Linked DNA regions of Mus musculus: regions 2, 3, 4 and 5 are each linked to region 1. Evidence: chromatin loops called from intact Hi-C (ENCODE). Cell type or tissue: heart. All regions are shown on one strand. Region 1 has its middle 39 kb from the start of Gm30365. Region 2 has its middle 28 kb from the start of 4930431P22Rik. Region 3 overlaps 1700108F19Rik (RIKEN cDNA 1700108F19 gene). Region 4 has its middle 23 kb from the start of 1700105F02Rik. Region 5 has its middle 32 kb from the start of 1700105F02Rik.

Region 1 (5,000 bases):
CTCATTTTAAAATCCTTTATGTTTGCAATCAAGATTAATCATTCTACATTCATAAGTCTGCATAATGTACCCCTAAAATTTCAGAGGTATTTTAAACTATAACACATTATAACCCCCTCTATTGATTACCCCAAACTACTACATCTTTCAAATGAAATCACTGCTTACCCAGGGGATGTGTATATGTGTGTATGTATCTATATCTATAGATACAGATACTCATTCATTCTTAGAGCTGGTAAATTTGGCTCAATAAATGTGCACATTATTTTCTGCTTGCGTTCATGCTGCCCAACCTTTTGTTAGTCCCGTGTCTATCACCAGCATAATCACTGGGCCCTGGCACTAAAGGTCAAACACCCTATGTCACCAGCTGTGACCCACAGTCCCATCTTGTTGCTGAGCAGATTTCTAAGGAATGATTTTGATGTTTTATTTATTAAAACTGGAAACAGGGACAGGATAAGCTATTGTTTGGGTTCCTATCTCTCAGTGCCTGTGTTTGGCTTTCACTCATTTGTAATTCTTCATCTCTCAAGTGTTATGCTTTATTATTTAGGAATATTTTAATTACTATCTTATCAACTTCAATAAAACAAAAGTTTATCCAATATTGAGAAATGCCTAGTGGCTTCAGGCCACTCTAATTAAAGATCAAAGCATATCACTTATGGGCCAAATACTGCTTGAGATCCCTTGTGGACACTCAACAACAACAACAACAACAAAGAAAAAACAAGAAACAAGAAACTAAACAACACAATTTTTTTGGTTTTTTTTTTGGTTTTTTGTTTTTTGTTTTTTTTTTTTTTTTTTTTTTGGAGTCAACTAAGAAAATGCATTGGCTTTTCATATTGCCATGTGGCTGAGAATCTGGGGGAGGGCATGGGGGTGAGGGAAATGCTGTAGAGAAACCACTACAAAGCATAGAGGCTATAATTTTAAAGTCTATTTTTGACCAACAGAAATTTTCATGTTGTTTAGAAAAGCATCCCATATCAAGGTAGTCAAAATATCCCATTGATTATTATAATCAGCAATGTTAAACATGGAGTTCACACCCCCTCTTTAAGCCTAGGTTATTTCTGACCGAATGTGCACTTGAGCTATGGCCAAGAGGATGCTAAGTGAAGGAGTCAGGAAGCAGGGATGGAATTTCCGGGGCCCCATTGAAGTGTAGCAGCTATATCACCACTTTTTTTTTTTTACTATCCATGAGTAATGATTCTGGAATTTGACGATGTACCTTCATCAAATTTCAATGTCTCTGTAAAATCAAAGGGCATATGGCAGTGGACCAAACCAAGAGCTCCGAGTTATTCTTAACACAAACAGCATGTCCTTTGCCCTGTAGTGTTTTCAGCCAAACTCATGCTGCATACACAATACTCACAGAATATACGGGATAGTTAGCAGCCATGAGGTTGCCTGCATGAACTAGCTGTCTCTGCTTTATGAGTTTGGGAAGGAGATGGGAATTCAGGTTTGGTTACCCATGGGACATTTCACCAAGCTTACTCAAGCTCACTTGAGAAGGGCTAACCCTTTCCCCAAACTGGTAACAGGTTGGATATTACATATCACACAATAATAAATTTGATAAAAAGGTGGGTGTGCACAGGGATAATTTTCTCATAAAGAGATCCTTCAGAATTGTAGAATGCTCACTGAACATGTCCAAGGTCCTAAATCTAATGAGAGGGGGGCGAGAGGGGGAGAGAGAGAGAGAGAGAGAGAGAGAGAGAGAGAGAGAGAGAGAGAGAGAGAGAGAGAGATTGACTTTACAGTAGTTTAAGGAATACTAATGTGCTCAATTTTTTTCTCCTCTTAATGCAAAATATTCTCTCCCCTTGTTCTTGTCTTTCCTTCCCACCCACCCCCATATTACTTAGAAAAGCATCTGTAGTCAGGGGTGCAATGTCATTAGACCCCCTACTAAAGTGAGTGAAAGTCACCCTTTTTGTAGCTCTAATGTTGGAACCCTTTTCTCCCTTGATTTTCTGTGTTTGTGTGTGTTGGTGTTAAGGTGTATGAAGACTGAATGTGTGCAGGGTTATATGGGGGAGCCAGAGGGCAGTCTGGAGAGTCTGCTACCCAGGTGCCATCCACCTTTACATAATACAAGGGGTTTTATTTGTTTTGTTTTGTTTTGTTTTGTTTTTGATATAGGGTGCCTTCCTGGCCTAGAAGGCACCAAGCATGCTAGGTTGGCTGATCATCGAGCCTCTGGGAGCCACTTGTCTCTCTTCCCCCACACTAGTAGGCATCTAAGCCACTATGCTGAGCTATTTTTTTTAACGGGTTTTAGGTATTAAAGTCAGGGCCCTCTTTGTAAGGCAAGCATTTTACTGACTGTTCTGTTAACCCAGACAAGAGGCTGTCGATTCCATAACCGGTCATAGTCTTCCTAGGAACCGAATGGACCGGTTATTCCCTAGAGTAGGACATTTGATTGTGTGCCTTCCTGGGCACCGTTTGATGAATAACACCCCCTAAACACTTGCTGATAGACGCACTTACAGGTCCCATAAAGGAAAAACTACGTGTCTATTATTTAATCCCCATCCCTTCCTCATTTGTCCACCAGATGGCAGAACAGGGGCCAGGATAGAAGCTAAAATATTTTTGATTTGCTAATGTAGTAAGTATGAAGTTACATTAAAAGCAGGAAATAAGCACCTAAATGTAAACCTATGACTTAATGTCCATTATATTGGCAGCATGAAAATATATTGCAAAAAAACCAAGATGGTGGAAAACTTAGGTACTAAGTAAGTTAAAAGTTCAACAATGAATTGAAGGGCCTGGATATACTGTTACTCTTGTGCAATGGGCAGAGGGGACAGGAAAGTACTTAATGAAGGTTCTTTCCCGAGCCTACTTTTGAACCTGAAACTAGAAATAGAAAATGGTCTCTTTTCTTCATGCTGTGACAGCCCTGGGCCTGGCAAGTGTGACATTCTCTACCTATATGCAAAGTTAATTTTGAAACAAGCCCTTTAAGTTCAACTCAAGGGCAGCTAAAGTATATAAAGAAATATTGAGTTGGGGCTCTGGGGATCATTGCCCAACATAAAGGCGAGTCTGTGTGCTCACAGCTGGTAAATGTTTAACACAGTCCGTGTTATTAAGCATTGCCCAAGTTTATTTAGCAACCTCTTAAACAAACAGGGGTGATGCTTTATTATTCTCATCTAAATGGATTTAAAGTGGAGGGCACAAAGAAGATAGGCTGGCTTGTTGATATTCTCATCGGTGTGTCTTCTTCACATGTGGATATAAAGCTTTGCTCCTGGATTTGCAGAGGTTATCGTCAGAGAGACATGGCCATGAAGCTGTACCTTACAGAGGAAGGGCCAAGTGGAGTGAGATGGTTTTGAGAATATGTATATCAGGCAATAACCCACACGAGAGAAATGGAAAGTGAATTTTATGACAGCGGTTGTAGGACATTTTAATCCTCATCTTGAGGTGCACACCGAGTCATAGCTATTTGCTTAGCCACTCTACTCTCTAAGGCCCTGGCTTTAACCTTTTCTGGTCACCATGGCAACAAGGACACAAATACAAAGGCCATAGCACTCTCCAGCACTGTGAGGAAGAATTTCCCACTGTATACACAGTACGTATAGTTGACCTAAGCATAGCAGGAAGAATGTGGTGTAATTTTAAACACAGTAAATTGAGTCATAAAATGGAAGTGGATGCAGCTAGGAAAATGTTACCAACAAAGGAAGGGAAATAGTGCTGTGTTGCCGTTCCCACTAAAGCCCACAGTGCCCTCCCTCTTCTCCTTGCCTGATATAAGGAGAACCATGAAAACAAAGCATCCAAGCTTTGATTTTGCTTTTTTTTTTTCCCCTTAAGGCCCAGACCTAAAATAAATGATTCATTTCTAGGCCAACCATAAACGAGTGATCTGAGATGCTGATCTTGAAAGCACTTCATCATTTCCAATCACTGGCTGAAACAGGCTCTGCTAAAAATCCTGTGGTTCACTCCGCATTTCCAGAGAAGCAGCCAAGCTCTGGTACGGCTCTGACCTGATTCCTGGACGAGGCTGTCTGAACGAAGCATCTGTAGAAAGAAAGGTTGGAGCTGACTGTGGAAGGAATTATGGAGCCGTCCCTTGTGTTCAGTCCTATGCACTAAATAATACTGGGAGAACTTGAAAAAGGATATGGGGATAACAAGATTCAAGCAGCTTCCCTGGGCAGGAATGAAGAGCCACAGAAGAAATTCAAAGTTTAAAAAGACTAGACAAAAAACCAAAAAAACAAAAAACAAAAACAAAAACAAAAACAAACAAAAAAACAAGAAACAAAACAAAATAACAAGAAAAGCGGCAGCATTCGGGGACTTCTGCCAGACCTGAATTGATTTGTTTCTCAGTTTGACTGATCAGCATGGGACAAGCAGCCATCATTATTGAATCATTTTCTTTGTCTTGGTTTGACTGTTTGCATTTTTTTAGTAGGGGAACTTGGGCGATAGGCAGATACAACGCCACTGTACTTGACGTGAGCTGCCATGCCAACTGAGGGAAGGAACCAGAGCTCCTTTTCCTGCGACTCCCATTTGTCCCTCAGATACCTGCCTGTATTGAGAGCTGTATTGCGAAGCACAGCCCCATCAGTGCTGTTGTAGTTGTGGGTGTTGCGGTTGTGGATGTCATTACTCAGTCCTTCGGTTCTCTGCTGTCTACAATGGGTGTGAGGTTAAATAAATAACGAGTGGTTATATGTATGTCCACCGCCTAACACCTACCATTGCATGGTTCCCAAAGAAATGCCAACAACAGACTTAAAAGTATCAGAGACTCTCATCACTTCTTCAAGGAGGAAGTATAGCTGAGGAGAAAGAATGTCAGGAAACCAAGGAAACAAATTCATGCCCCAGCTGGGCCGCAGCCAGCTGTGAGACTGAGAGCCTCCCAGCTGCTCTGGGGTTCAGTTTTCTCATCTGCAAAATTAGGATGCTGGCCTGAACCATCCCCCGTT
Region 2 (5,000 bases), 140 kb after region 1:
CAGTGAGTTTAAAGTCAGTAAGAGACCCTGTCTCAATACATAAGGTGAAAATAGCACAGGGAAGACAGTCAGCATTGACCTCTGGACACATATATGCATGCACACACTCAGAGGAACACACACACACACACACACACACACACACACACACACACACTCCCTAAGACTGTATTCTCCAGGAGATGATACTCTAAAAGCAAAGACAGGGCAGGGTGGAGTCGTCACAGCCTCATCTCTATGCAATTTTGTGGTTGGTGTGTGATCTAAAGAAGGAACTGTTCTGTTGCTTACAACTTGATTTATTAGTAAGTAGATTCTCATCTGACCACCTCTGTGGGACCCTAAGAGAACAGACGGCTGACATCGGTGCTGTGACCCACAGCTGAACAGTTAAACTGGCCACAGAACTTGAGGGGATGCAGCCTAGGAATTCTCAGATATAGGAGCACGGCCCAGGTGACTAAAAAAGGACTAAAGCCCTGTGGGTGGGGGACAGAGCTGAGGAAACAGAGCCTGGTCTTGTGCTGTCCGTCTCATTTGTGTCTAAAGCTGAGCATGCCTGGGGAATGTTCACATATGGCTGGGAAAAGGCTTGCCATGCAGACATGAGGGCTGGAGTTTGGATGCCCAGTGCCCACACTTAGTCGTGGCTCTATAAGGATTTGTTAGTTGGCAGGCTACATAAAGTATACTCCCAGGAAAAACAGAGCAGTTGCTGAATCCCCCAGCTTCCTTCCATCCTGCCAGACACATCGTCCATCCAGTAAGTGGCTTTAAAGGAACCTTAGTGATGTGTTTAACCACATCTTGTGTACTCTCCCACCCAGGCCCAACTTTTGCGTTTGTCGCTCTTGGACATGAATAGCCACCATCCAACGGGTCTCTTATGAAACCAACATCTATGCTTCAGTTTTTCTTTCCTCTCAAGGCCAGCATGGTCTTCGTGGGCTCCCAATCTCCTTTCACATAACCCTTCTGCAGCCGCTTCTCTCTACTTCGGTCACTTGTCCTTTGGGGGTCACTAATCCCCTGGGATGAGGGAATCCCTGCCCATCTCACGGTTCTAGTACTAGGAGCAGAGCAAGCTGTGAATTCTCTCCTTGCTGGGTGCTGTCTGATTTTCTGCGACTAGCGAAGACAGGCAAGTCTCCCTTGGATTTCATTTTTTCATGCCAGCATTTTTGCAGGTGTAAAAGCTGATGGAGACAGGGGAAATCTGAGGAAGTGGAACATGCCACAAATAGACTCGGCATGCCTCGAGAAAAGAAATGCAGAGATTTAGTAATGGTCCCAGATCTAAAGGGCAGCGCTCTTACCTAATACGCCTATGCTTTGAGCTAAGCAAACAGGTTTGCCATCTCCTTAGCAACCAGAATACAAACATGTCTTACCTGAATTATCCAGTCTCTTTGCCAAAGCCACTCACTGTGAGTGGGGGAGGAGACAGGTGTTTGGTGAAAGAGTCCACATAAAGCACATATCATTCTGTTGGATGGGGCGTTCACCTCCCAACCTCATTAACACCTCACTTGTTTCATTTGCCAGCCATGGCCTAACTTCTGGTAAAAGGTTAATATAAACTCACCCTTCTGTCAGTCAATGACATTTAGGAGACCGATTTAAAAAAAAAAAAAATTCTGCAAGTTTTTTTTCTGGAAAGTTCTATTTATAATGACACCATTAAATGGCCAAAGACAGTAATTATAAATTGCCTCCTCTGCATGTGCAGGTAAGACCTTCATAGTCAACACTGTGGCCCTCTCCCACCATCCCCCAAGGGACTTCACATTCCTGCTTGTTCTGTGACAATACAAGCCATGCAAGGTACAAGGTATTTGATTCAAATCATGTCCAAGGAGCTGCTTGCTCTGCTGAACTGTGGAAGTGAGGCTAGAGAGATGGTTCAGTAGTTGAGAGCACTGACTGTTCTTCCAGAGACTGGGGGGGGGGGGGGGAGAGGAAGAAGAGAAGAAGAAGAAGAAGAAGAAGAAGAAGAAGAAGAAGGAGGAGGAGGAGGAGGAGGAGAAGGAGGAAGGGGAAGAAGAAGGGGAAGAAACAGGTCTCTAACACATAAGAGTCTGAGAGACTCTAGAGAGACTTCTCTAGAGAGAAGCAGCAAATGAAGTAATCCAATCCTGAGACCATGACAGCCTCTCAGAGCTCCATCTAGAATGTTCTTTGTCTATGACTCTCATCGTCTTTGTCTCCCAAGGCTGGCTGAGTAGCGTCTCAGTGTGGCCTGCAAGGCTGCTTTTTTGAGCAAGCCAGTCATCACAGTGAATACTCACTTCCACACTCAGCCTGCCCCTTCTTAGAAGAGCCTTCCTGGGGGGCAGAAGGATGAGACGGACGCCAAATTGGGGCACAGGAGTAAATATCAGGGTAGGAACCCCAGTTCTTCAAAACAAATGGGAAGCAAACATGGGAGAAAGCGGTGGGCCACCTCCTGCCCCCTCCCTGAGCTGGGTCTTTTCAGGATGTTTGAAAACTCTGGGACACAGAAGTTACTTGTGAATGGTTGAGTGTACCACACCCGTGAGGATCTGGCTAGGAATGCTAGGACCTCTGTCATGTGTGTAGAAACCTATGTAGTATTGCAAGCCACGGAAGCTACATGTTAGCCTAACCACAGAACAACTGCCAAACACAGGTCTGGGAGGAGAGGCTGCTATCTTCCACGAGTTGAGATGAGGCTTTAGCCCTCGGAACTCATTGGGTAGAGCTTGTAAAAAAACAAACAAATAAACAAACAAAAACAAAACAAAAAACTGAGGGGCTGAGGCAGTGAGGAAGAGGCGTAATGGAAGAAAGAGGACCACCTAGCTCAATTGCCAAAGCTCTCCTGGTGGCAAGATCTTGGTGTGGGAGGGAAGCTGGGCCATGAAGGACCCAGAGATGCATCACAGGCAGCCTCCTCATAGGATTCCGCCAGATGGTGTCAAGCTGCCAAATCCAGAGATAGAGACTGGCCGGGTGGCTGCCTCTGCCCTGCCAGACCTGGCGTGGCGTGGCAAGTGGGATGATTCGTTGACAGACACACACTTCACACTTGGAAGTGGGAGGGGAAGGTTTATGGGAAATGATTGCGAAATAACCTCTCTCCCGAACTGAGGTCCTGTGCAACTCCCAGACTGTTGTACCTACTGCTATTAATTTACATAGCACGTATTGTACGCCTACTCAGCTGGAGTAAATAACATCCAGTGATGGGAGGCGACAGTAGCTGCCTGGCAGGAAGCTCCCGGATTCAGTTTGTGTCAAATACTTTACACGGGGTATGGCTTGTGTTGTCACAGAACAAACAAGAGTATGAAGTCCTTTGGGAAGGGGAAGGTCACATAGGTACCAGCACAGGTCTCACCCTCACATGCAAAGGAGGCTATTTATAGTTAACCCTCTTTGTCCATTTAGGTGTCTCTCTATAAATAGAACTTTCCAGAAAACCTTCCTAGCAATTTTCTTTTTATCAGTCTCCTAAATGGTGTTGACAGAAAGAGGTGAGGTTGCACTAACTCTTCAACAGGAAGTCAAGGCATCGCTAGTAAATGAGACAAGTCAAATACTGGTCTCAGCTCAGTGCGCCTACCATGGTGGGCGGTGTTGTTTCTAGTCCCATTGTACAGAGGAAAAATGTGAGGTATAGTTTCTCTGGTCTCCCAGGAATACAAGAGCCAAGACATCACACGTTTTAGCTGTGTGGAGTCACTCTACGTGTTTCTTGCGTTTAGTTTTAAACCAGTGTTGTACGAGGCAATTGAAAGAGGCCAGCAGGGACCAAAAAAAAAAAAAAAAAAAAAAAAAACCTCTAAAGAAGATTCTAGTCTGAGGGAGAGAGAAAGCAGTGCCCTCTTCACCACATATGGGCATCTGGAAAATATCAGACTGTTAGGTTCTCCTGGTGACTATGGCGTCAAATGAGGAATTATCAGCCCCCTTCCCCTGTGCTAAAAACTATTAAACTGGCCATCAAACATAGAGACATGCATTCGCACAGAAGCGTTGAAAACAGGCATTGAACCTGACCGGCACTTCAGGGTGGACACACCTTGGCCCAGGTGGTCCCTCGAGCAGCCTGTGTATGAGAGACTTGAGCTGGAGCAGTTATCATGCTCAGAGTCCCACCAGGATGGAGTCTGCTGAGAAGGGAGACACAGGATTCCTGAGGGTTGGCGGTGGGCTTCGCCCCACAGCCGCCTTATGCTTTGTTCATAGAGGAGAGTGAATCCTGTGTGATATTCCCAGCCTTCCTGCATTCTCCACACTTCATCTTTTAAAAAAGAAAAGAAAAATGATCTCGTGGACAACACGATGATGCTAGGTACCCCTCTGCAGATGCTGGTGCCCGACTGAGAACCTTCCGTGCCAGCTATCCACCCTGCCATGCTGTCTCTTGGTTTACAGGATTCTGGAGGATTCCATAGAACAGCCTCTGTGTTCCAGGTCAGCCCTGTTTAGTTACGTCAGCCTAGTGTGCTTTGCCTACAATTGTTATTTTGCTCTTAAGAAATAAAATAACTGCCAGGCAGTGGTGGTGCATGCCTTTAATCCCAGCACTCAGGAGGCAGAGGCAGGCAGATTTCTGAGTTCGAGGCCAGCCTGGTCTACAGAGTGAGTTCCAGGACAGCCAGGGCTATACAGAGAAACCCTGTCTAGAAAAGAAAGAAAAAGATAGAAAGGAAGGAAGGAAGGGAGGGAGGGAGGGAGGGAGGGAGGGAGGAAGGAAGGAAGGAAGGAAGGAAGGAAGGAAGGAAGGAAGGAAGGAAGAAAATAACCCATAATGTAAGAAACATTGTGAGCCAGGCCCGGTGAGGCAAATGTGCAATCCCAGCTTCTTCAGAGGTAGAAGCAAGGACAGCCACAAACTGGAGACCTGCTCTGGCTGCAGCATGAGCTCAAGCCTGTTCTGAATAGTCAGTGAGACCCTGTCTCAGAAAGTCACAAAGAGGCCTGAGGATCTGCCATTGGTGGAACAATTGCTTAGCATGTGTGAGGTTCAATTC
Region 3 (5,000 bases), 190 kb after region 1:
CCAATTAAAAACCACAGATGCTTGGCCTGACATCAATGCAAAAATCAGAAAAGCCACAAGTAGCAACATAGGTAAAGAGCTTACATCTTAAGTATATGCATGAATTTACTGAGTCTTAATACATAAGGGGTCAAGAGCGATGGCATCATATTTATCTTACCAAAGAGAACAATAAGAAAAGGAAAAGCATTAAAGATCTAGAGATAGGACCCAGCTTGTGCCACCTGGATCATCTTGAGTGCCACACTTAGCTGAAATCTGATTAAAACAAGACATTATCTATGTTAGTTGATGTGGTCCTGTAAGTCAAGCTTTGGGGGTGTTTTAGTTAGGGTTTCCATTGTTGTGAACAGGCACCATAACTGAGACAACCCTCATAAAGGACAACGTTTAATTGAGGCTAGCTTACAGGTTCAGAGGTTCAGTCAATTATCATCAAGGTAGGAAGCATGGCAGCATCCAGACAGGCATGGCACTAGAGGAGCTGAGAGTTCTACATCTCATGTTCCGAAGTCAAACAGAAGAGGACTAGCTCCCACACTAGCTAGGAGGAGGGTTTCAAAGCCCACCCCACAGTAGCACACTTCCTCCAACAAGGTCATACCTACTCCAACAAGGTGACACTTCCTAATAGTGCCACTCCCTGGGCCAAGCATATTCAAATCACCACAGAGATAGAAATACTGTAAGTTCAAAGTCTGCCTAGGCTACCAAGTGAGTTGAAGGCCAGCCTGTGCAAAATAAGTGAGACCTTGTCTCAAGACTAAAAATAAAAATAAGAGGGCAAGCAAAATGTTTGTACTAGTGCAAAAGTGGTAAGCCTGCCATGCATGGGGGTAACTGCCTCCTGACAGGATTTGAGGCCGGCTGCACAGTGGCCAATCCATGCCTGGTACTGTTAACCTAGTTAGAAGTCCTTGACTGGGGAAGCCATAGACCCTGAGGGAGGGGAACTGACTACTGTTGTTTTGTTAAGTGTACATACAGTCAAATGTTTATGCTTATGCCCATAGATTAGGGATGCTGTCAGCTCTGGTCAGAAAAGGTTCTGTTGCTGTAGGTAACAGGTAACTATTGACGCAGACTCGAGGCTGAGATTAAGTGGCTCCCAAGGGTTTAGTCCTAAGCGGGACATCTAGATCCCATGTTTGGGAAACAGAAGAACATGAAACAGGCCAAAGATAAGAGGAAAGGGATGGGAAGGAGCACTATGAAACAGTGACTTTTGGGCATCACATGAATATTGTAACAGACTGAATCCCTCAGGACATGGCTTGGTGGAACTCCTGGGAGCCCCCCAGGACCTCTGAATCATTGATGGTTCCTGGGAGAGGGAAGAATCTCCTTGCCAGTGACACAGTCCTGGTAAGTTGCCCTTTCTGAGGTAAATAACCTCTCACACATGTTCATGCAAGTACACATGTACACACCGAAGACACATGTACACACCAAAGACACATGTACACATGTACACACCGAAGACAAGAGGAGGAGGAAGACTTGCTCAGAAGGAGTGACTCATGATGGGGACAAGATAAGAGAGATGAGGGGGAGACACACAATAAACGGACATTATGTAAACCTGTGAAGAATAAATAATATTAAATGAAATAAATATAAATAAATGGGTCAAAAATATAGCTCATTAGAAAAATGTTTGCCTAGCTTGCACCAAGACCTAAGTTCAAGGTTTAACACTGATGACAAAGGTGAATACTTGAGAATACAATCATTTCCACATCCTCTTGATGAACACTGAAATGGCCAAGGATGTTTCATTTGACATAGAAAGAACAGCTGACGCAGCCTGGAATTTGCTAGATCAGATCTCCTCAGAGAAACTTGAGTTCAGAATCTGACAGTGTGACTTTGAACAAATTACCTATGTAACCTCAACATCAGCTTCTTTCTATGTCCAATAAGGGCGAAGAAAACAGTGCTGTTTAAAAGTCACAGTGAAGCCGGGTGGTAGTGGTGCACGCCTTTAATCCCAGCACTTGGGAGGCAGAGGCAGGCAGATTTCCGAGTTCGAGGCCAGCCTGGTCTACAAAGTGAGTTTCAGGACAGCCAGGGCTCTACAGAGAAACCCTGTCTTGAAAAAAAAAAAAAAAAGAAAGTCACATCGAGTGCCTGCCAGCCTCCGTGTCATCAACTAAGCTAGATAAATAGGATAGCAATAGCAAGAAGCATTCCTCTAACTGTGACTGTGACCTTCGCTCTTCTGAAAACACACCCTTGACTTGTGCAAACACTTGGCTTCCTCTCTTCCATGTATAAGAGATGAGCTGCCAATATTTCTCAACCTCGTCTGAACAATTTTTCAGTAGAAAAATTTGTAGAAACCAAATTTGCTGTATTCACTCGTCCACAGCTTTCAATGGTCCAAACTAAACATTCCTATTTAATACAGGGTTTTCTTTCCCAACAACTCAGGATACACACACACACACACACACACACACACACACACACAGAGAGAGAGAGAGAGAGAGAGAGAGAGAGAGAGAGTTGCTTACCTCAGCAATTCATTTCTCATTTTGGTTTGGGCCACAGCCAGTTGGTAAAAGGTTTCAGCGTGTGTGTTTACCGCCTCTTTGTTCTCAGGCATTTCTGGGGCCTCCTGGCAGCTCTCTGGTCTGCAGCAAAGCCTTCCAGGGTTGCAAAGTCCAGACAGATCCCAGGCTCTGACACTGCCTTGGGCTGACAGAGAACAGCTGGAAGTCGTTCATCTCCTAAGCCAAACTCATGCCCAGATCTCTAGGCAAGTTTGAGGCAGGAGCTGAGCCTCTGGCCCCAGGAGCTAGCTTTACTAGAGCTGTTTAACAATCATTGCACACTAGCTTCTGGACTCTCAATTCTCCTCATCTCCAACAAGAAGTCAGAGGACTATAGTTGGGCTGCTGTGTGTATGCCCATCATATTTGCTTTTCAGTAATAATGCTACACATTCCAACTTCCAGGAGGCCCGGGCATCTCTTTCTGCATTCATCACCCGAGTCTGAGCCTCCAGTCCTGATCCCAGTTAAGGGTCCTACTGTGATTGAACTTGAGCTTAGAGCCTGCTCCCCAAGTCGGGTTCAGCCACCCATCATCAATAAACCAAGTAAAAGAGCCAAATTAATAGTGGAGAGAGAGCAAAAAGTGGGATATTTTCTCCATATGGCCAATTTGGGAAAGGAACAGAGATTCAGTGATGCGCCAAGTCTGTCTTTGGAGTCCTGAAGTCAGATTCAAGTTTAAAGAGGGTTAAGGACAGTCACACTTAAGTCGTCGGATCAAGGTGTGGTCTTACCCGCCGCTGACCCATCCCTGTCTGAGCCTCCACTGGTGATCTGACATGTTGTTAAAATTGAATGAAATCTCTTGTTCACAGTTGAACTTTTCCTTCCGGTAGGAGATTCCTGGGGAAATTCTCATTTATTAGGGGCCCATTGTTGTTTAATAGTCTGATGGATTGAGAGACGCTGTGTTTCTTTAGAAATTCTTCGGCTGCACTTCTCTAAGCCTGGACGTAAGAAAATCAATTCCATCCGAGCTGAAGTCCTCTCCAGCCCTCTCATCTCCCTGCCGCCATTATAGCATTGAAATACATACCTACATTTAAATGCATACTGTGGCAAAGATAATTCAAAGATTGTATGACTCTACAGTCAAAGATACCACCATTAGCCTTCAACTGACCAGGATCCAAAACTGATCTGGCCGTTGTCTGGTGTTCTGGGATCTTGAACCAAGTCTATCATCTCCCTTTGCCTCAGCTCCCCTAATGTAAAGCAAGGATTTAGACACCTAGAGCTGGCATAGACAGAGGGAGTGGCTAGGAAAGGCCTAGTCCACGCTGGTGGTCAGTATCGAAAGTCTAAATACAAATTCTGCTAGACTCTGTTCTCCTCAGTACACTCTGGGTTTGTTTCAGCCATTGGGAACTGGGGGGTGGGGTGAGTCTGGAGGATAGCAATGAGACAAGAGTAGAGTCCTTGCGTGATTTAAGTGGTTCTCTCCACTCTCAGTTTTCATTGGAAGCAAACGTCTTTATCTACACAGTGAGACTCTTTTTATTTAAATGCTCCAACATCAGTGTATGTCACCCTGTCGTGGGGATTACCTAAAATGTTCTTCCAGTAAGGGGCTGTCACTGTATCCTATAAGAAGACACAGAAGATTTCTGAAATCCACTGGACTCCTCGCACATGGCAATGAACGTATTTTCCCAGTTTCCCTGTGGCCCGAGCTTGACCTCTGTTTGGCACCCTTTGCTCCAACCAGGAGACGATGAGCTACGAAATCTCACCATTGCTTCCTGAGAGAGGAAAGAGATCATGTCACATCATACTAGGAGGAAACGTCTGACAGGTAAAGTACACAAGTCCCCCCTAGCCATTCTCTGTCATTCCTCTCCATGAGAAAAACAAACAAACAAACAAACAAACACTAAAATCTATCAGGGATTTTGGGGTGAAGGGTGGGTAGAACTACTGCCTAATTTCACTCATCAACAAAGAAACAACCCTGAAGAAATGTCCTGAAAGAAGTGGCTTCTTCTTCTTCTTCTTCTTCTTCTTCTTCTTCTTCTTCTTCTTCTTCTTCTTCTTCTTCTTTTTTTCAAGACAGGGTTTCTCTGTGTAGCCCTGGCTGACCTGGAACTCACTCTGTAGACCAGGCTGGCCTCGAACTCAGAAATCCGCCTGTCTCTGCCTCCCAAGTGCTGGGACTAAAGGTGTGAGCTACCATTGCCCGGCTACAAGAAGTGGTTTCTTTTGTACCACCAATGACACCGTCTCAGAGCTCTATGGAATAGCACCTTCTTCCAAACTATTGCCAACTTACCTTGAGGCCAAAACCAGGCAGGATGTCCTGTACACGCTGATAGAAACTGCACACCATAGCCTTGGCCACTGATGCATCTGACTATTGACAATTCCACATTTTATGTAAGAAATCTGAGATGCTCTGTCAGACGCCAACAAGTTCCTCAGTAGAAAAGACAGAAAGTTAGCCAC
Region 4 (5,000 bases), 180 kb after region 1:
AGCGCTAACTTAGGAGTAAGAGTCAGCTCTAATCAATCATCCTCACCAGGGTCCGTGAGAGTATTTCTCTCTTGCCTCTCTCCACCTCTCACACTTCATTACAGACACTGGCTTGCCAGTTTCTCTGGGTGTCTGGGACTCTACAGTTACTCAGATGTTTGACAGCTTTATCCTCCCCTCCTATGTAGACCCAGTGTCCTCTTCCCACATTCTTGACATCACATTCTTGAAATTGCTGCCCCTTCCAATCCCCCTCCCTTCCCTGGTTTCTCGACCTCTGCAGCATAAGTCACACTCTGGCAAGCATACATTATTCTTTCTCCTCTCGTTGGCCGTTTGCCTCATCAACTATCATGGAAGCTCTGCGAGGAGAGAAGATGTGTCCATCTTGTCTGCCACCGTGTCCCCTGCTCTATGGCAATACGGCGGCGCGCACAGCTATCAGTAGCACAGTTGGTGCACAGTCATTGCAGCGATGCAGGAACAGAATACCAGGGCCCCAGAGGATGAGGAAATGAGCAGGAAACCTTGTCCCAGCTCAGGATATCAAGGGACACTCAGAAAAAAGGGAGGGAGGGAGGGAGGGAGGGAGGGAGGGAGGGAGGGAGGGAGGGAAGAAGGAATTGCCATAAAGGGACCTTAGAAACCAACCAACAAATCTCAGATTCAGTGGAGTGTTCTCTCCAGGAGCAGCACATGGAACTGCCAAAGCAATGGACACACCCGGAGGCCTGATGGAGAAGTTCCTTTTGTGTGGTTGCTTGTGTGCTCTGGCTTCTTGTTTTCACTTCCTTCACTTGCTTTTGAAAAGCCTCACAAACATGAAAACTAAACTTCTAATCTCTCCAGTCTTAAGCCAACTGCCTGACTGCTCCCTGAGACTCGATCTGGAACAGAGAGATGCCCTTGACACAGCAGGACTGACGGCAGCCTTGACTTTGATCATTCATCCATCTTTGTTATATTTTATAGATTAATTTTTCTGTTCCTTCCCACTAACAGCAGGCGAGCACCATGCTCGGTTTTCAAACGGGCACAGTAGCTGGTGTCTGCAACCACAGATTCAGAAACCAGATTCTGAAAGTTGAACTGAATCAAAAAGCAAAACTTGAATTTGTTGTATGCCAGGTTCTATGACAAATGCAACCTAATGAAGTGATGTGTGGGCAGGCACTGTGTCGGGAATGGTACGTAGTCAAGAGATGATTTAGCAGCAAGGATTGTATAGATTACATACAGAGGCTGTGCTGCTGTATCTAAGAAGAGACTTGAGCATCATGCATTTTGGTATCTATAAAAGTCCAAGAATGTATCTCTCAATAAAGGGTAGGCTGTCGAGCCCATAGTCACATAAGCTTTGAAAACTTTGCAAAACCAGGATGCTCTGATTGTAATGGTGGTAAGACTCTCTTCCATTCCCACCCCACCCCCTCCTGCTTCCCACACCCTGGGCAGAGACTTTCTACAGTATTTTTGGAACAGTGCTGAGGTAAAGTTGAGTTGGCATATTTAGCTTGGGTTTAAGGGGATATATTTAGTTGGCTTTCAGTCACCTCTGAACATTGATAAGTTACTGCTATTCATAGGCATTGCTTCTAGAAATACTCTAACTTAAGGGCCAACTCATGCAGCATCGTGATACAAAGGCACACAGTCTACCATGACATGTGTGCAATAGACAATTTGGCCCTGGGAATATATGGGGAATGAAAGATCACCTATATTTGAGGTCACCACAGTGGTAGATAGTCTGTGAGACTCCTCCCTTACCAATCATACAAAAATATAAGCCAGAATATCCATCATTCTGACTGTCTTAGTTAGGGTTTCTATTGCTATGAAGAGACACCATGGTCACAGCAACTCTCATAAAGAAAAGCATTTAATCAGGACTGGCTCATAGTTTAGAGGTTTAGTCCCCTGTCATCATGACAGGAAGCATAGCGGCCCCGCAGGCAGACACAGTGCTGGAGAGGGAGCTGAGAGTTCTACACACAGATCTGCAGGCAACAGGAAGAGAGGGTGATACTGGGACTGCCTTGGGTCCCCCAAACCCCAAAGCCCACCCACTTCTTTCAACAAGGCCACACCTCCCAATAGTGCCACTCCCTGTGAGCCTGTAGGGGGCCAATTTCAGTCAAACCACCACTTAGAAAATTTTGACACTTTGGACCACAAACCTAGAGGAGTTTTCTAAATAGCATACATGCCCTGCTGTGAACAACGAAGGGCTTATGGATCTCAACTGTTTAAACCTAAAAAGAAGTCATGATGTATCAATGAAAGGGTATATCACTTTTCTATCATTTTCCTCTTTAAAATTGTGATGCTTTAAAGAGACTAGCAAGGAGTAAATATTCAACACAGTGTATTATACTATAATGTATAATGGGAAGTTAACTAAAGTGGCTATTTTCTGGATTTTTGTCTTAAGTCATCCCAAAGGTCCATGTGAAAAAGTTGATCTCCAGATGAGGCAGAAGCCTGATGACAGGGCCATGAGATTAGGGCGTAGTAGAGCCTTTAGGAGGTGGGAGCTGGGGGTGTGTCCTTAGGAGACGCCAGGGAACCTCCCTCACATTCATTTCTTTGTGGTTCTTCTGTTCAGTCACATGCTCCCACCATGATATACTGTCTCACCACAGGACTAAGGCAACTGGATGCATTCATGCTGGAGTCAAACATCTGAAATGGTGTTTTACTAATAATTTCAAAAAAATTATTGCGATAGGAAGATGACTAACACAACATGTGGTTTGGGTTGCTGAGGAGAGTAATATGATGTGTAGACATGAGTAGAATACGTATGTGTAGATACTATCTAGTATATTTATATATTAGATAGTATATATATATATATATATATATATATATATGAAATACATAGACAGTATATGTATATACCAAATGAGTCCCACACAGAAAAAAAAGGAGGGGAAGAAAGTATCAGACTGCATTTGACATTTCTATCAACCCATCCCCCATTCTCCTCATCCCCCTTAAACATAGTCCCCAACAAATTATGCTCAACACTTATTCATATTGAAAATAAAGTGATTAAATTTCAGAGTTCACTCTAGATCAGAGTTGGTAATCTTTGATACTCTCCTTCCCCTGTCACTAAGGAGGGAAGCTTCTGGTGTTTTGTTGTCACTGCTTATTCTGTTTGTGCCATACTATATAGATTAGGCCTCAGATCGTGTACGTAACAGGTAATCAATCAACCAATCAATCAACCACTGAGATTCTTCTTGGTGGTGGTGGTTTTTTTGTTTTGTTTTGTTTTGGGGGGATTTTTTTTTTTTGAGGCAAGGCTTCACAAAGTTGCCTAGATCGGCATCAAACTTTATCCTTTTGAATTTGTTATCCTTCAGCCTTCTGCGTAGCTTAGAGAAGAGGCTGCAAGGCCTCCTCTTCTGAATGACTCTTGACCAAGCTGTTTCCTCAGGGAGCAAGCTGACATCTTCCGGGGGTTGCACATGCTGTTCCTAGGTTCTGAGGAGTGACACAGCCAGTTGTACCCAAGACCCTTGGTACAAAACCATGGTGTAAAGAGGTCTTTCCAGTAGTCCTGTGTCCTCCCTCCCTCCCTCCCTCCCTCCTTCCTTTTTTCCTTCCTTCTCCTTGAGTACGGTAAGAACCCAGGGAGCCTTGGACTTGGGCAAGATTACACCACCTTACATGCACTTACCCTTGAATAGCAAGCTACCCTGCGCAGCCTGTGCCACCTTCCATCCTCTATGGGGCTGTCCATACAGGCCCTCAAGGGCAGCCAGCTACAGACCCACCACTGACTGTGGTAACCATCCCATAGAAACAAAGCACAGTACAGTAAAGTCCTTCTCCATATGCTAAGCAAAGATGTAGTACACTAAGCGAAGCAGCCAGCAGATAATCATTTACTTCAGCCATGACCTTTGTGTTGAAGGTAATTAGAATGATTAAGCACCTGCTGGCTGAGGCGATGTTGAAACTGAAATTCTCTGGGCCTGACTCAAGGCTTTTCAACCTTATTCCCGTTCCTCTCAACCCTATGGGGAGAGCAGGGCTCCTGTCATAACAAACAGGGAAATCCCCATCTCAGGCCTCCTGCCTTGAAACCCTGCACCAGGCCAGTGTTTTCCTTTGTCATTGGAGGTTTGTTTACTTGCTGGGCAAAGAGAAGCCTGCAAGCATGTACTTGAACCCAGTGGAAGCAAAGCTGTAGGGATCAAATAGCACTGGGGGTGGGAGGAACCAAGGCCAAAGGCACCAGCAGAGTCTAATCCCAGAAAGTGGCTGCAGCTGTGCTCCAAGGCTGTCATCCTTTTCTTACTGGAACCCTTGGGATGTTGTTTATTTCCTATCTGGACTTACATGAGCGTGCCAGCCTAGGGTACTAACGTCACGGTGAGGTGAGCTGCCCTCCTTTCATCAATGTTGATTTTCATTTGGACTCCTCCATTTTTGGCAGGACATAGCTCTGCCAACGTTTTTTTGTCTTCTGACCACGGCCTTGAGAACTAACCCCCTCCACCGAGCTCCACCCCAGCTTATCCCCCAGCTTCCCGTGAGAAATCAGAGACTTAAAGATGATCAAGTTCACAGCGATGCTTAATTAAAACTGTTTCTCTTGAATGGACTGGAAGATCCTCTGAGGCCAACAGGAGAGGAGAAGGGAGTAATAGAACTGGGTAGTCTAAAATGTGCAGTGAAAGCTGAGATTTGCAGGCACAGTCACGCAGAAGGCTTGGATTGGCGTGTTTAGACACTGGGAGCCAAATTCTCCCCTTGACTGCACTCTGTGCCTCTTGTCCTTGAGCTAGCGTGGGGGACACACAGTTTCCACCTTTCCAGGATGCAGAAACACACGAGGTCCCCAAGAGATGGAGGCTCCGCCCTTATCGAGCAAGAGGAAGGCAGTGTTACCACAGGAAGCAATTAGTATGAGGCCCCGAATGGGAAGAGTTCCTGGAATCAGAGAGGTGAAGGAGGAAGAAGGAGAGAGGGAGCCAGTGTAC
Region 5 (5,000 bases), 170 kb after region 1:
TTTGGGTTAATAGGGTGGTCTTCTACTCCACTCACAGAGGGGATAAGCAAAGGCCAATCCAGCTGCAGTTAGCTGCTACTATTTTCCTGAATCTTGTAATTAACCCACTATGATTAATTAATTAATTAATTACCCTTGAGCCCCTCTCCTGTACTCAGTTAGCATCCCAGGCTGCCTTGCCATGTGGTAATTAGAAGGTGGGAATTGTGGGAATAGAAGGAGAACATGATTAAAATGCAAGGTCTGGTAAGACCGTCATCGCCCAGAGACTTACAAGCTGTACCTAAGGTGGGAGGCGAGCTACAGTTTGGAGATAACGAGGAGAATGTTGCTGATGGAGATGTGCTCTTTGTTCAAAGCTAAGTGGCATCTACAAAGCAGCTCTCTGAGTCAGTCTGCTGAACAGGCGATGGCGAGGAGCTCGAACCAGTGCTTTGTCTTTTAGTCACTCTGGTTGCTGGATCGTATACACTCGAGGGAAGTTGCATTTTCCTGATGAGGAATGAAGGCAGGGCATCTTTCCCTGTGTTTCCTGACCAGCCAGAGTTCTTTGGAAACTACCTCTACATGTCTTTTCACATTTTTTTCCTCGTGTGATCCTTTTCTTATTAATTTCTAAGACATCTTTATAAAATTGCTTGCACACCCTTTTAGTGATGCATGATTTTTAATGACTTTGCATAATCTATGACTCCATTTCTTTAAACTTTGATGTTTTCTTTTGATAGTGATCCTTACAATTTTTTTTAAAAAAACATACTTTTATTTTATGTGTCTCAGTGTTTTACCTGCACATATGTCTGTATGAGAGAGTTATAGACAGTTGTGAGCTGCCATGTTGGTGCTGGAGTTCGAACCCGGATCCTCTAGGAAGAAGAGTCAATGACCCTGAGCCATTTCTCCAGCCCCATGATTCTCATTTTTAATAGCCTAATTTTTCACTTTTTATGTTTGTGTTAGTTTGAGACAATCAACTTAAGGAAGGATGGATTTCTTTTTGATTTTCAGTTCATGGTTGGCTGGTTGTTGTTTCTAGGCCTGGGGTGAGGCAGACCCAAACTGTAGAAAGGCATAATGGGGTAAAGTTCCAACCCTAGAGGAACAAGAAGCAAACAGGAGGAATGCTTGCTCTGGTAGACATCCTCCTCCTTCTACTACTTCTGATGCACTGCACGGCGCCACTGCATTCAAGACAGGTGCTGAGCCTTTGCTTCCCCTCCTCTCGAAAGCCTCTCACAGACACACCCAGGAGCACCCTTCGCAAATCTCCCAGACATCTCTCAGTCTAGTCAGATTGACGTTAAATATCAGCTACAATATTGTTCAGTAATTGCACATGCTACTTATGAAATCTTGTCCTTTCCCACTTTGTTACCCTGACACATGGTTGTCAAATCTGTGAGTGTGAGCTCCCCTTTCATCTACTTAGGCCTTTCTTCCAGATATACTGAGGCATAAACAACAAACAAAAATTATAAACTTTAGCTGCTGAGGAGATGGCTTGCGGGGGGGTGGGGGAGGGCGGGGGGTTGGGGTGTAAGCAAGAGGACCTAAGCACCCTTATAAAAAGCCAGGCATGGCAGCACATGACTATAATCCCAGCGCTGGGAGGTGGATACAGCAGGGTCACTGGCAGATAGTCTGTCTAGTCAATCAGTGAGTGCCAAGTTCAATAAGAGGTCATGTTTGTAAGGAACAATAGAAGAAGACATTCAATGCTCTTAACATTTGGTCTCCATGCACATGTGCATCTGTACACACACACACACACACACACACACACACAAACCAGAAATGAAAATAAATAAGCAATATATACTCAAGCAGTAAAATGCAATGTTTTGATATAAACACACAGTTGAAACCATTGCTATCGTCAGGCTAATTGATACATCCACGGCCTCACATCATTACTTCTTATGGGCACAATAAGAATACTTAGGATCTATTCCAGTCTTATTCAAGTTACCTCAATAAGATTCTCTAATTATTAGTACATAAATTTTGTACATCATTTATTAAATTATAATAAACTTTGAGTCGATGTCAAGTATCTGTCACTCAAATCTCAAGAGAGACAAAAATAAGAGAAAGAATCTGAACTATGTTTCATGGCTGCAAGATGCTTTGGTGAGGTCATGGATTATAGATGAAAGGAATGAAAGAATTAATATTCATGCCGTACTCATTCTGGGATGGTAGAGATCAAGATAAGAGAGACAAGCAACCAAAGTGGGCTGAAATCGTTGACAGGGTGATGCTGAGCAGAGGGTCCGAGGCTTGAGATGGGCTTGAGAAATGAAATGAATGGCATTTGGGGAGTGGGGAGAAGCATTCCACAGGGAAGACCTGGAGTGAGCCGAAATGGAGAGGTCAGAATGTGTGCAGTCTATAAAGACGGCACTCGCTAGCTTTAGCTTCTACATTCTAATTTATGAGTGGGCAGAACTAAGTAAGATGAAGGCTTATTCTTAGAGGCACATAGAAAAGAAAGAGAAACTTAAAGGGAGGAATTGGGGGAAAGGGGAGGGAAGGAAATTCAAATCCATGTTATTGTGAATTTGGTACCCTTGACCTCTGAGAAGGTAACTCAGCAAGTACACGCCTATCCTTGCTTGACACTGATTGGCTGACCACCAACCATGGGGGTGCCTTTAACAACTTCCTGATAGACGCCCCCAACTCACACCTGAACCAAAGGACCTGCCAAAGACCGCTTCTAAATCAGAAACAGAACATTGTATAGAATGCTTGATCCAGGGAGCCTTTCCTGCGACCTTCACAGGTTAACCAGATCTGTGAATGCATTAGACCTGGCACCTGAAGCCAATACATGCACATAAACATTGAAAGAGTCATTTAGTGCTGATGAAGACTTCCCTAACCAAATGCTTCTGAGAGTAAACACGGAGCCAGACTGGGCTGACTACCCGCTGCGCACATGCAGTGGCAACAGCTGGGCTTCCTAGAAGAATCGCGGCTGGAAGTGGGCCTTCCAGTCTGAGATCACTGACTAGGTTTCTGATGCTCTCTTTCCATCCTAACTGGGGCACAGTTTGCCAATAGCTAAAGAAAACTGATCAGTCCTGGGGCAGCTCCAAAACACATGGAGAGAGGCCCTGCGGTCTCCTGGGAGCCACTGGGACGAGTAAAGCAGAGAAATATACAGAAGGGAGTTCAAACGATAAGACTCCTAATGGGACTCGAGTATGCATTTGGCTAAGATCTCTTCTAATTTTGGAACGCATTGGAAACTTCTGAACATCATGTTCTATTTGGCTCCGACAAAACATAGCTCTGCATTTGCTCGGTGTTTATTTTATCCTTCAAGATCAGAGCGTGATTTACTTGTAGCTCAATTTTTTGTGTGTGTGTGTGTGTTGAACACAAGCCCCCAGTTAGAAAAACAAACTGGTATTTTTATTATAGGTCCCCCTAGGGTGGTTAGTGGGGCGTTCACAAAGAAGAAACTTTTCTCTCGAAAAATATGCACACCAATATAGAAAATCTATGCAAACAGAAATGCCCAAGGGGTAACATTTTGTAAAGTCTAAAGTAAGACTCCTCAATCCTCTGACCTCTCCTCCATCTGGGCAGGGCAGGGTCTTCTGCAGCAAGTCCTGCCTGGCAAAATGTCTTGCCATATTTAAACAAATATTTGGAGCAAGAAGACTAAAGCTTTTCTTGACTGTTCCCAAATACTGACTGAGGGTGTTGCCCGTGGGGACCCTTCCCATCTCCATCTCACTCTTTTGTTTGCCCTGGAACAAGCTTCTTGGTCTTCCCCTAGCTGAAGCCACTGGGGACTACAAAGGTACAAAAACAGAGAACTGAGAGATGCATTTTTCATCAGCCTGGATCCTTCTCGAAAACCCAGCCTGAAATAACTGAAGCCAATACATGCACATAAAAATTGAAAGAGTGATTTATTGCTTATGTAGACTTCCCTGCCACCTTCAGCTGCAAAGGTGAAGAGCTGTGATTGGCTCGGTGATTTGGTTAAATCACTTGCTGCTGTCTGAGCCAACCACTGCACCTGTACCTTGGTTATGTCATGTGATGCGTTGCTAGGCAAAGTGAATTTATTTCCAGAAGAAGGAGGGGTTGGAGGCGGCCAGTGAGGAGTGCTATAAACTAACAAAAGGGGGGCTTTCATAATATTTTAGAACTAGCACCCTAGATCCTACAGAAAGCATTCTTTCTTCAAACCAAAGGCACCAATGAAAGAAGAAATCATCCTTTGCAGACACGTCAAGGGCATCATTGAAGGTGGCACACTGTAATGACTAAAAGCTTGAACTCCATCCTAGCAGTGCCATGTTGTAAACATGGTGTTTGGTCATTCTAAAATATTTTTGTTAGCATAATATAACTCTTAGTTAGGGTTTTACTGCTGTGAACAGACACCATGACCAAGGCAACTCTTATAAGGACAACATTTAATTGGTACTGGCTTACAGGTTTAGAAGCTCAGTCCATTATCATCAAGGTGGGAGCATGGCAGCATCCAGGCAGGCACAGTAAGGGAGGAGCTTAGAGTTCTCCATCTTCATCTGAAGGCTGCTAGGAGAAGACTGGCTCCCACCTGGTTAGGAGGAAGGTCTCACTGCCCACCCCCACAGTGACACACTTCCTCCAACAAGGCCACACCTCTTAATAGTGCCATTCCCTGGGCCAAGCATATTCAAACCACCACAGCATTTATTAACTATAAATAACAGATTCCACTGTGAGACTGTTACACACTTATATTGATTATATTTAACCCATCTCTTACACTTTCTTGTGCCTCTCTCACTTCCATTGGTCCTTCCTTCTTACCAGCCAGTCCTTAAACTTCCATGTCTCGAGTGTGACCCAATGAGTTTCACTTACAATAGCATAGGTGAGGGGTTATTTACCAGACAGTGCACATCTTACCAATGGCTACATCATTTGTATTTGAACTTTAAGCCTAAGTCTTTGTATTTACAACATGAGAATGATAAATATAATCTTCC

The links. Hi-C counts contacts between places; a loop is a spot of excess contacts. Peaks named below come from ENCODE experiments on the same cell type or tissue, not always from the same donor. Only the 100,000 strongest peaks of a DNase experiment are listed, where the experiment ranks them.
Region 2: a loop joins it to region 1, with 2.5 times the contacts of the local background. A loop is called at or near these places in 2 of 42 quality-filtered maps.
Region 3: a loop joins it to region 1, with 2.6 times the contacts of the local background. A loop is called at or near these places in 5 of 42 quality-filtered maps.
Region 4: a loop joins it to region 1, with 2.0 times the contacts of the local background. A loop is called at or near these places in 4 of 42 quality-filtered maps.
Region 5: it touches region 1 in a loop (2.5-fold over the local background); 2 of 42 quality-filtered maps call a loop at or near these places.

Annotation. Positions count from the first base shown.
Region 1 is chr14:76,873,772-76,878,771 of GRCm38, reverse strand. No RefSeq gene overlaps it. Among named protein-coding and RNA genes, the nearest start is that of Gm30365, 39 kb to the right of the region's middle. In heart, a CTCF peak has its summit at 2,578 (motif pointing right); no DNase peak of the experiment used is centred here; H3K27ac peaks cover 2,352 bases.
Region 2 is chr14:76,729,844-76,734,843 of GRCm38, reverse strand. No RefSeq gene overlaps it. Among named protein-coding and RNA genes, the nearest start is that of 4930431P22Rik, 28 kb to the left of the region's middle. In heart, a CTCF peak has its summit at 2,903; a DNase peak (open chromatin) is centred at 3,013; H3K27ac peaks cover 2,937 bases.
Region 3 is chr14:76,679,426-76,684,425 of GRCm38, reverse strand. It overlaps 1700108F19Rik (RIKEN cDNA 1700108F19 gene), which reads right to left. Exons shown (of 5, transcript NR_015485.1): 3 at 4,828-4,971; 4 at 4,106-4,300. Among named protein-coding and RNA genes, the nearest start is that of 1700105F02Rik, 4.3 kb to the right of the region's middle. In heart, no CTCF peak of the experiment used is centred here; DNase peaks (open chromatin) are centred at 2,215 and 2,675; H3K27ac peaks cover 1,482 bases.
Region 4 is chr14:76,698,040-76,703,039 of GRCm38, reverse strand. No RefSeq gene overlaps it. Among named protein-coding and RNA genes, the nearest start is that of 1700105F02Rik, 23 kb to the right of the region's middle. In heart, CTCF peaks have their summits at 1,932 and 2,134; no DNase peak of the experiment used is centred here; H3K27ac peaks cover 4,034 bases.
Region 5 is chr14:76,707,040-76,712,039 of GRCm38, reverse strand. No RefSeq gene overlaps it. Among named protein-coding and RNA genes, the nearest start is that of 1700105F02Rik, 32 kb to the right of the region's middle. In heart, no CTCF peak of the experiment used is centred here; a DNase peak (open chromatin) is centred at 3,029; H3K27ac peaks cover 1,446 bases.